2 separate regions of the Homo sapiens genome follow, and region 2 is linked to region 1. The links are chromatin contacts, found by Hi-C in ENCODE. All regions are on one chromosome and are shown on one strand. The core of a region is the stretch at or near the end of the contact, and the rest is flanking DNA. Distances in the headings are between cores, read along the strand shown. Region 1 overlaps SMYD3 (SET and MYND domain containing 3). Region 2 overlaps SMYD3 (SET and MYND domain containing 3).

Region 1 (5,293 bases), core at 2,058-4,557:
AGCATCGTGCCCATATTTCAATTTGCTGTTGGGGAATTCTTTGAAAAGTGCGTCTTTCTCTGCAGTTCTCAGCTCAGTTCTCATTCAAATTACAGAATTCTGATGCTGGTCCTGGGGCTTACCCAGGCTAGACACATAAGCTCTAAGAGGCTTTCCCTTTTCCACGCTCCTCACACCTGAAACTGCTGCTCAGGTCCATAGCGCAGGTCAGAGGGATGATCAGTTCTTGAATCACTCCCCAAACCCTGCCCCCACCAGCCTTCAACTCCGTGGCTGCAGTGGAGACAGAGGCTTTGGGTGAATAACAGAGTAGGTGCTGTCGACTGGCTTCCTGACTACTCACAGACCACAGTCTTGCCAGTACCAATGCCATCTGTACAAGGATGCTTAGAGTTCTGGGAAGGGAGTAAGGAGGATTAGCGGGGGATTCTGAAACAGGTGCCCTGCCTCAGGGCGCCAGAGTCATGGGGGTCATCCCCAGGGGAGGGATCACCAGTACAAATTGCTGTACAGTGAGCCTGTCTCATACTTGAGCTGCAGAATGAGTTGTAGGCTCTTAGTTCTGAGTTCTGTGACAGCCTCTCCCAGCCTGTTGGGTGAGAGGCCTCACCTAGCAAGAGAGGTGATGTTTGTTCCAAAGAGCTGCTCTAACTCGAAGGCTCTGCTGCCTTGTGGTAGACTCCCAGAGTACTGCGGAAAGAGACAAGGCCGCCTCCTGCCCAGGCAGCAGGAAGAACTGTTAAACTTGGTGAAATTGGTTTCTGGTGGTGAAATGGATGGTACCCAATGAGTACTACTTACCTCGTTTGTCCCCTCTGAAACCAAAATCTTGGCTCCAGTGGTAAATTGGGTACCTGCATTTCAGCTACCTGGAGGGTCTCTTTATCTTGGGACTTTGTGAAAATGACAATGAGAGAGAACCTGTCATCTATGATGAAGACTCAGTACAGCTAATTCCAAATCTTTACAATAATAAGTTGTCAAGGATAATACAGAGAAACTTCTGCCACCAGTCTGCAGTTCTGTCTCACTAGGGAATTGTCCCTGAGCAGTGTGGCCCTGGGAAGCTCCTCTGTGCTGGCCTGGCCAGGATCCTCTTTTCATTGTCCCCTTTTTGTCCTGGTCAGGCACAATTGTGCCCGCACTAGGATGTTTTCTGCGTCTTGCCTCCTAACCACGCCAAGCTTTCAGCCTTTACTTGGGAATCTAAACAATGCCTTCCTGACGTTGCACTCCTTGTTCTCTCTCACCTGAGTGTTTTTGTCTGTATGACCAGCTGCCACACAAAGGAACAACAGCAGGGTTCTCAGGGAGGGGCACTTCTTTGGTTCACAAAGTTAGAACTCTACTCCTTCCTCCTTTTGAACTCACTGGGCTTGGGAAGAAAGCGCCTCTCCTGCTTTCTCTGTGGGTCCCAACTGAGGTGGGTGCTATTGGTCCCTGAGGGAGACACAGACAAATCCCCGAAAGCCTGGCATAGCACTGTCTGTCAGTGCAGGTTTCATACAGAGGGTTGGAGAAAGGAAATGGGTGCACAGTTGGAGAAGAGAAAAGTGGCAGATGGTTCTGCAGGTTTTTTCTTCTCTTATTTGCCTGACAGATGAAATTGTAATTGATTTACCAAATGATCACTAATAACAAGGCCCATACTTGTTATGTGTTTGATAGTAGTGAGCAGCAGGAACCAGAGGCAGTACAGAGCCCTGAGTTATTTGGAGACCTCATGAAAAGCCTTTTGAGCCCAGTCTGACTTCTTAAAATCACAACCGGCCAGGAGCAGTGGCTCACGCCTGTAATCCCAGCACTTTGGGAGGCCGAGGCGGGCGGAGGTCAGGAGTCCAAGACCAGCCTGGCCAACATGGTGAAACCCCATCTCTTCTAAAAATACAAACATTAGCCAGGTGTGGTGGTGCATGCCTGTAATCTCAGCTGTTCGGGAGGCTGAGGCACGAGAATCGCTTGAACCCAGGAGGTAGTGGTTCCAATGAGCTGAGATCGTGCCATTGCACTCCAGCCTGGGCAACAAAATGAGACTCTGTCTCACAAATAAAAACTAAAAAAAAAAGAAATCACAACCTAATTTATTTCCAAAAAAAAGCACTGTCCTGGGATGGGACAGCATCCCCAAGAAGAGGCTGAGGCACACTGCAGCCTCAATGGAGACAACTACACCTGCACAACAGGCAAACCTCAAGAGCCTCAGCAAGTTGAGAAGGCCAGTGTGTGCTTGAGAAAGGGGAAAGTGGCCAGCCTCACCCGGTCCAGGCGGCTCCCTCCTGCACCAGCTCTCAAGAGGCCAGCTCCTTCCTGAGTCAGGTGGTTCTCAGATAAAGTGAAAGTGGAGGCTACGCTTATTTCCTTTTGAATTCTCAGACCTGCTGATTTCCATTTTTGTTGGAGCCTTGTGTGATTGTGTTACCCTCTTCCCTTTTTCCTTTCAAAAGGATGTTTTGGGGCATCATGGCAGCATGTGGAAGAGTATGTGTATATGGGTGCCCAGGTTTGTGTATGTGTGTTACGTAGGTGGGGGTATGCATGCCCATATTGGTGCCAGGCTCTGAGAGACAAAGAAACAAGTATGCCATCTTTAGATCTGATTTTAAAAAAGAAACACCCCAGCCAAGGGCGTTTATCTGCTTAATGTACCAGAACTCAACTGCAGGAAACCCATTTCTATATTAGCATATCATGAAAATGTGCAGTGCAGCTGCCTGGGAACAGCCAGTTTATTATTGCTGGGGGCCGTCCTGGGTTATGATCTGGAAGAATTTGAATCGCCCTTTACATTTTTTTCTGTCCTCATTTTGATTTTGGCAGTGGCAGAAGAGGAGAATACTCTCAAGAGATTAAATTATTTCCCTTTAAAATTCTCTTGGAATCATAACGACTATTAAAAATTAAAGGCACCCATATCTCATGCTATTCAGCTTAACTGGTAATTAAAGTGCAATTAAATTTTTCACGGTGTAGATTGCTTCTGTTTTTTTGTTTTTTGTTTTTTTTTTTTTTCCCTGGGAAATTACAAACTCTGGGCTCTTGAGAGTTACAGGATTAATCTATAGACTTTTAATAATTCAGCTTTGATCAGGTGCCGTCACTTGATGCGTCTCTGAAAGGGAAGGGGGGACTGTAAAGTGTTGTTTTGTTATTAATGGTGAGTTTTAATTTTATTTGGTTTCTTAGAAACCAGGAAGTAACTACCAGTCCATGAATGCAAGGCCGTTTTCGAGTGCGGTTTTGAGTTGGCTGCGATTGCTCTCACTAATGTGTGCCGGTAATTCTCTCTCTGCTGCCAGGCCTGCTTCCCTCAAGTAGCATTGTGTAATTTGGGGTACAGTCCTGAGTTGTCACCAGTGAACAAGGTGTCAACATTGGACCGGAAGTTCGGAGGCTGACTTCGGTGGACCCTTTCTGGCCTTGGCCAAATGTTTCTTTTTCTCTCTTCTTCTTCCTCTCCAACCTTTTTTTTTTCTTTGTTGGTAAAAACGCGTTTGCATTGCAGAGCTGTAATCATAAGCAATTTCTTGACTTTTGTAAGACCTTTTGCTGACCTGAGGCTGATGGCCCCAGAGAGACCTGGTCAGCAGCATGGTCTCTGTGTAAGGAGAGTGGCCCTGGTCAGTTTGGCCAGGAGTGGAGGTGAGGGCTGCCCACTGTAGCCCGCCTGCAGCAGGACTTGCCATTTTCCAGCAAGCCTCCCAGTTGCACCATGCAGCCTGTGGGTGCTGCGTGGGAGGAGGAGTGAGCAGCAGCAGCCTGACCACACCCCACTCTTGACTGGTCCCAGAAGACACCTTCAGCCCTGTCCTCAATCCTGACTCATTTCTCTGTTCATTTCTAACTGTTAGGAAGATATGTCTTACCATTTTTCTCCCTCTTTTTTTTTTTTTTTTTTTTTTTTTTTTTGAGACGGAGTCTCGCTCTGTCGCCCAGGCCGGATTGCGGACTGCAGTGGCGCGATCTCGGCTCACTGCAAGCTCCGCCTCCCGGGTTCACGCCATTCTCCTGCCTCAGCCTCCCGAGTAGCTGGGACTACAGGCGCCCGCCACCGCGCCCGGCTAATTTTTTGTATTTTTAGTAGAGACGGGGTTTCACCTTGTTAGCCAGGATGGTCTCCATCTCCTGACCTCATGATCCACCCGCCTCGGCCTCCCAAAGTGCTGGGATTACAGGCGTGAGCCACCGCGCCCGGCCTTCTCCCTCTTTTAACCCACTTTGAAAGTTCATCTTTAGAAATAACACGTATCCCAAGTTGGCAAGGTGTCAGTTTAGGGCCAAGTTCCTGCAATATAGCATAGCAAGGAAGGGTTCAGGTATCGGAGGCAGGTAGGTTTCTGCGGCAACTCCATTGCTTTGAGATATTTTATTGTAGACATGGAATTTAACTTCCCTGAGCCTCAGTTTTCCCATTTCTAAAATGGATTTATTTACAGTACCTACCTCACAGCGTTGTGATAAGGATTAAGTAAGACAAATCCTAGCAATATGGATGGCAAAAAATAAGCATTCAACAAATATAAGCTGTTACTGTTTTTATTATTGATCATGAAATAGAACATCAGCATTTCTCTTTTTTACTTCTGGTATATTTTAATTCTGCATCCCCACTTTGGAGTAATTTTATAATATTTCCTAACAGACTGGAATTCTTTCTCTTCTTTCTCTTTCTTTTATCCTCTTTATGAGTAGCAAAAAAAGTTGAACAACTGGAAAGACCCCGTCTTCTTCATAACTGTCTTCCCAGCAGCTAACATATTCTCTGACACATAGTAGGCACTCAACTTGTAATAGATGGCCACAGGGTTGAAAGGAATGTCCAGAATTGATCAGATGATGGGGTAGGAAAGAAGAGAATCATTCTGGTTTCTTTATCCTTCTATCTCAAGTCATATGCTGCATATACTGAAGCAGTAGAAGGAACTTGGGAATATAAATTATATTAAAGCTGCAGATTCTTCAAATAATGTGCCCAAGCCTGGATTCTGAAGGCTTATTTGTCAGGTAAGACAGCAGATACTGAATCTCATATTAGCTCACAGGATAATGGCACAATGCATCATCAGTCTGAATGGGGACAGTACACAATTTTCTTTTGATTGCCTGGAGCCACAGACGGGGTGAGCACTGAATATTGATTTTTCAAAGGATGACTAATAGATGGTAAAAAAGCAAAATAGTTTTTGGTTTCAACCTATCCCTTTCCTGTGCCACAAATTTTGGCAGTAAATTAAAATAAACTTTTATTTCCCCAAAACAGGTAAAAGAGCAGAATTTATGCAGGAAGACTTAAGAC
Region 2 (5,293 bases), core at 2,001-4,500, 200 kb before region 1:
TTAGTTCTTCTGCAGTGAGGAAAGGGTAGCTATTGAGGGTACTAAGAGCTGGTGTTCAGTTTGTGTAGTGGAGCAAGCGTAAACTTAGCAAGATAAGGAGTTTGTGTGTGATCATGCAGATTTCAGTGAGTTATCAATCCACTTTAATGCTAGAGCCAGTGCCCCTCCACCCATATTAATTAGTTATGCCATTCTCCTATGTGAATTACCATGGCATAAGTTAGTGGTTTTAACAGAGTTAATGAACTCTGTTGAGATAGCTGGGTCAGAAGGCAGCTAACTAAGAGGGAGCTTGCACTGGGGCCTTTGTAAGTAGGAATTCCCACTCACAGCATCGACAGTGGTCTAGGTGATTTTTAAATTCTCCTCCTTTTTATGTCCTTTTTCTAAATTTTACAGGCACATAGGCCAAACCTGTAGTGTTCACTTTCTGACCATGAAAAACCGTTATGAATAATGTTCACTTTCTGACCATGCTAAACCATTATGAGTAAACTTTAAGTCATCTTATTGAGGATTGACACCAGCTGATGATTCCTATATTGGTATTTAAAATTCCAGAAAGTCAAAGCTCAGGCAGAATAGTAAAAGAAAATGAAATAATATGAAGTCCCAGAGAGGAGGAAGGTGGTGTTTGAGGAGTGTTTTTCAACCTTTGGCAATTTCTTCAGCTCTTAGGGCCTTGATTTCCCCATCTATGAAATGGGGAATTCAGATCACAAAAGTTTTGAGGTTCCTTCTGCCTATCATTTTGTTGATGTATTTGAAACTTATCTTGCTAATACACCATTAGATCTCTAAATTTGTAATACGATTTAAAATGTAGATTTCTAGTCCCAATGTGGTGCTAGACTTCGCTCTTCCTGGGCCGCATATGGGGACAAGATGACGTCTTCAGCCGTCTTCAAACCCTGTGACTCTGGAAGCATGTTATATGTCCTTCCTATGTAAGAAAGTATCCAAGTTTTCCTAGGAGACTGTCAAACTAGGATAAGCACACCTTTCCTTGGGGAAACACCATCTTTCCTTAACCTTCTTTAGCTTAATGTTTTTGATATTCAGCACATACTATCTAAATAGATGACGCAGATATCCATAGACACCATGCCATAGTTAATATCTAATGCCTTCTAACAGCTACATATGGAACAATTATTTTAGCCCTCTAAACCTTAAGATTGGATGAGTTTGCCTTTTAATCCAAGAAATATTTTGGGATGAGAAGTCAACTTTTCCCCATTTTTCCTTGTCTTTCCTATTTGGACTTTCTCCGTCACACTGTTCGTTTAATGAATAAGCAAAGATAACTCAGCTGCTTGCCAAAAATGCACTCAGATTTCTCCTGCAAACACTCATTTTTAAGTAAACCAAAGTAGTAGGAAATGAAGAAAACAGAGAGGGAGTTTATTAAATTATGTTTAGGCTTTCTTCCTGGCATCATTGGGCTCTGGATACATGTTGATCAATTCTTATCCATGAGTACATCACGCTAGAGTTTTAGGTCTTTCTCTGCATGGAGAAGCTTCATCTCTGGTGTGAGGTCTGGTAGTGAACTGATGAAGGAGAGGAGAAAACAAGAGCAGGGGGTCACTTTTTAAAAGTCAATTTTTATCCTGCTGTGATTGAATTGTTGCCCCAATAGACAGAGCATACGATTCTGTATTGTTTCTCAACAGAGAACTAGAAGAAGTAAAGAAACTTCTTATGACATTCACAAACACAATTTCTACTGTTATGTTTTAAAATATTGGGGTTTTTGTTGTTTTTTTGTTTTTGTTTTGTTTGTTTGTTTTTTGAGATGGAGTCTTGCTCTGTTGCACAGGCTGGAGTGCAGTGGCGCATTCCCAGCTCACTGTGACCTCTGCCCCCTGGGTTCAAGCGATTCTCCTGCCTCAGCCTCCCTATTAGCTGGGCATGGTAGCACTCACCTGTGATCCTAGCTACTCAGAAGGCTGAGGCAGGAGAATTGCTTGATCTCACGACACGAAGCGGAGGTTGCAGTGAGCCGAGATCACGCCACTGCACTTCAGCCTGGGCAACAGAGCAAGACTCCATCTCAAAAAAAAAAAAAAAAAAAAAAGATCTTACATGAGACAACGTCATATTCCAATAGCTTCTTCTACTTCATTCTAGTTACTCTGCCTGGGGTCACAACAATAATTTTGAAGGTATTTTAATGTCTTTCTCCTTTTTTAAATAAGGAGAATACTAAGACCTGATTGGAGAGACTTGCCTTACGGCTCTGGCCATCTGCAGTGTTGGAAGTAGATGATCTAACTTGAATCTAATATTCTTTCCACTATATGATATATACACAAACCAGTATTGCCTTTTGCGTTGTTACCCTTTTATGTACGTGTGTGTATGTGTATACACACATACATGTTACAAAGTAATCAAGTCCCAGTTAAAAATATATATTCACAAATATTTCTGTGACTTCAAAAAATGTGAAGACTCTTAGTTTAGACAAAAATGCATTAAAGTTAGGATTGTAGACTCTTCCTAGAAACAGAAGGGACACTGTAGATAAGAGTAGGTGGTGTCCTCTAGCTTCAGGCTATTTTGCATCAAAAACAACCTAGACAAATCACGTATACTTTGTATATGTTAGTATAGCCCCCAATACATGAATTCCAACCTGTATTGCTGACTTCGCTCCTACAGTCTGCAGCATTGTGAGCGCCTTGAAGGATGCTATATTAAAGTACTTTGAGCGTGGTTTCACATTATGGCCCAACGATACACACCTGTCGATTTTTGCTGGTTTTACCACCATTATTTTATATAGTTATCATTTACTGAGTGTTGACTATGGGCCAGTCGTTTCATAGCAGGCCCGTTTTTCATATTTTGCAGCTAAGAGGAGGAAACCGAAGCCAAGTGACTTGCCCAAGGCCACGCTGCTAGCAAGCGGTACGGCTGGCACTTGAACTTGAGTCTGTGACTCCAGAGCCGAATTCTTCATCCCCGGACTCTCCTGTCTCACCTGGGGAAGGTGCTGAGGTGTCTCAGAGGATTTACCTCACTCTGCAGGCCTAAACAGAATTAATCCTGTGGTTTAGTGTCTTAATAGGGATGCTGAGGGCAAAGGAGAGGCTCTTATTTTCAAAACAAATGACTTTGGCAGCATGAAAAAACGAAACCGAGAAAATTGCCAGCACCAAGCTTTGTGTGCAAACACTACTGCTTTGTTCCCCGGTGTTGAGACTCCTCATTAAACAGCTCCCTCCCTGCGTTGCTCGAGAAAGGAAAGGAAAACTTCAGAGGTACGGCTACTCCCCAAGCGCTGTTGCTGCCAGAGCCTCTAGTATTTATTTTTCAAAATTTTAAAAATAGTCATGGCATTCTTACAGCTCTTATGCCCTCCAGGATCCCAGCCGACTTCTAAGTACAGAAATGTTAATGGGCCGAGGGAGGGGAAGCCCAGAGGGCAGATCACCTCCCAGAAACTCAGGCTAAGCCAGTCCTCGGCTGAGAGGAGTTCTGCTTTCAGTGAGGCCCACCTTTATTTCTTATTTACGTCGCATTACAGGATGTGTCAAGAGCCCTTAGACATCCTAGGCAAGTGGTAACTGATGTTTCTCCAACACCGCTCTGTGCGTCTGTGGATAAGGACACAGTTTCTCCGAGGCCTTTCAGAATACAATGCACAGGTTGTGTTTCTTCATTACCATTGAGGTTTGGAACCTCTGGCTATTTCAGCCTTCCATTCTTGCCCTGTTTACAGGTAAGGAAAGGCTGAGAGAAATGAAGGGACTTCATTTTTGTCACATCGCTTGTGATACCATTAGGACCTCCTCCAGATGGCTGTCTTCGTAGGACAGTAGTCTTTCTTTGGCATCACTTTGTTGAAGCCCCTATGGTAGGGACTATGACTTAAACACTTTTCCTTTGGTGTAAAAATCACAGCCTTCTTATCCATGGGGAATGGATTGTTAACTGATTACTGTCATTTTTAAATATTTCAGTTTAGTTCTTTTCTAATGCATTTAATCCTGTTTCCCACGTCTGAGTACAAATTGCCCCACAGTATATTTTTTGTCATGCCCTACTGCCTTTTTTTTTTTGGTCAGGGTCTGGCTCTGTTTCCCAGGCTGGAGTGCAGTGGTGTGATCACGGCTTACTGCAGCCTCAACCTCCCAGGCTCATGTGATCCTCCCACCTCAGCCTCCTGAGTAGTTGGGACTACAGGCATATGGCACCATGCCTGGCAAATTTTTTTTTTTTTCTATTTTTGGTAGAATGGGGTTTCGCCGTGTTGCCCAGGCTGGTCTCAAACTCCTGGACCCAAGTGATCCACCCACATAGACCTCCCGAAATACTGGGATTACAGATGTGAGCCACCATGCCCGGCCTCCTTCTGCCTTTTCTTTAGTCCTTTCATCTCCTTTTATTCCCCTAACTCTTCCATCTCTCCCCCTACATGAAACCCAAAGTGCCAGGTGAATGAATCTCATTTATTAAGGTGAGATCAGAGAGTTGTCTCTGCAAGTAGATCATTGACCAGGGAGCTGACTCCAGACTCCCTTTCACGAGGCACCCAAATCTTTCCCTTCTGGGAAGAGAAAGCACCTCATCCCATCCTTCATGGCATCAGTTTTCCTCTTGAATAGAAACCTCCCACAAGGCCAAAGACAAACGCACATGCTTCAGAGTCTTGCTTTCTACGGATTGGGAAGGATAAGTTACGGTCCTGTGGGATGGGTAGCAGAGTGCTGCCTGATAATCCCTAGAGAAGGATGTCAGGCCCCAGTCGTGGCCGCTTCTCCAGCAGCCTCTTTAGAATGTGGGGAGTTGATCACTTTCTGTCCTCAGCTTCGGGCCTTAGCCTCAGTTCTGGCCCAGGAGAGGAAGCCCCTCTCAGCAGCACCTCAGAACAGAACCGTGTAACAGGAAGGAAGGGAGGAGTGAGCAGGATTGAGCAGTCCAGCTCCTGCCCATGCCTTTTCTCGAGCTCTGGCTGTGTCTGCTCTTAGATTTCATAGTGCTAATTGGTTTTCATGTTTTAGAGGCTCCAGGCTCCTTGATCTTGTTTGTTATGGAGTCTTCAATAGCCCCGCGATTATGTGTTCATGATTACGTTAAGCACAGTTAATATAGCTGTGGGGTCTGCGTGGAGGGCTCCTTCCGAGACAGCTCACCTCCCTGTGGTGTGTGTCCCTCTGTTCTCAGTGGGCTGAAAGACAGGGCAGTTTTGTTAGGCGAGACAGGTCAGTATTTGGCACTTGATGTCTTTTAAATTGTCTCTATTCACACATCAGGAAGGCTGCAGCTGATTTCCATTTATTTT

What was found. Hi-C counts contacts between places; a loop is a spot of excess contacts on that map. Pooled maps may share reads with other maps.
Region 2: a map with no recorded cell type shows a loop between it and region 1 (2.4-fold over the local background). The contact joins two enhancer-like sites. A Hi-C loop is called at or near these places in 2 of 168 maps with a recorded cell type or tissue (GM12878 and endothelial cell of umbilical vein), 13 of 37 single-sample maps with no recorded cell type and 7 of 50 pooled maps.

Annotation. Positions count from the first base shown.
Region 1 is chr1:245,805,530-245,810,822 of GRCh38, reverse strand. All of the region lies in intron 10 of SMYD3 (SET and MYND domain containing 3), which reads left to right. Among named protein-coding and RNA genes, the nearest start is that of SMYD3-AS1, 300 kb to the left of the region's middle. RefSeq lists enhancers at 19-108, 3,411-3,570. Within about 2 kb of position 3,307, at least 6 of the 41 ENCODE cell types and tissues checked have a DNase peak (open chromatin) inside an H3K27ac peak, as active enhancers do.
Region 2 is chr1:246,006,593-246,011,885 of GRCh38, reverse strand. All of the region lies in intron 5 of SMYD3 (SET and MYND domain containing 3), which reads left to right. Among named protein-coding and RNA genes, the nearest start is that of SMYD3-AS1, 99 kb to the left of the region's middle. Within about 2 kb of position 3,250, at least 2 of the 41 ENCODE cell types and tissues checked have a DNase peak (open chromatin) inside an H3K27ac peak, as active enhancers do.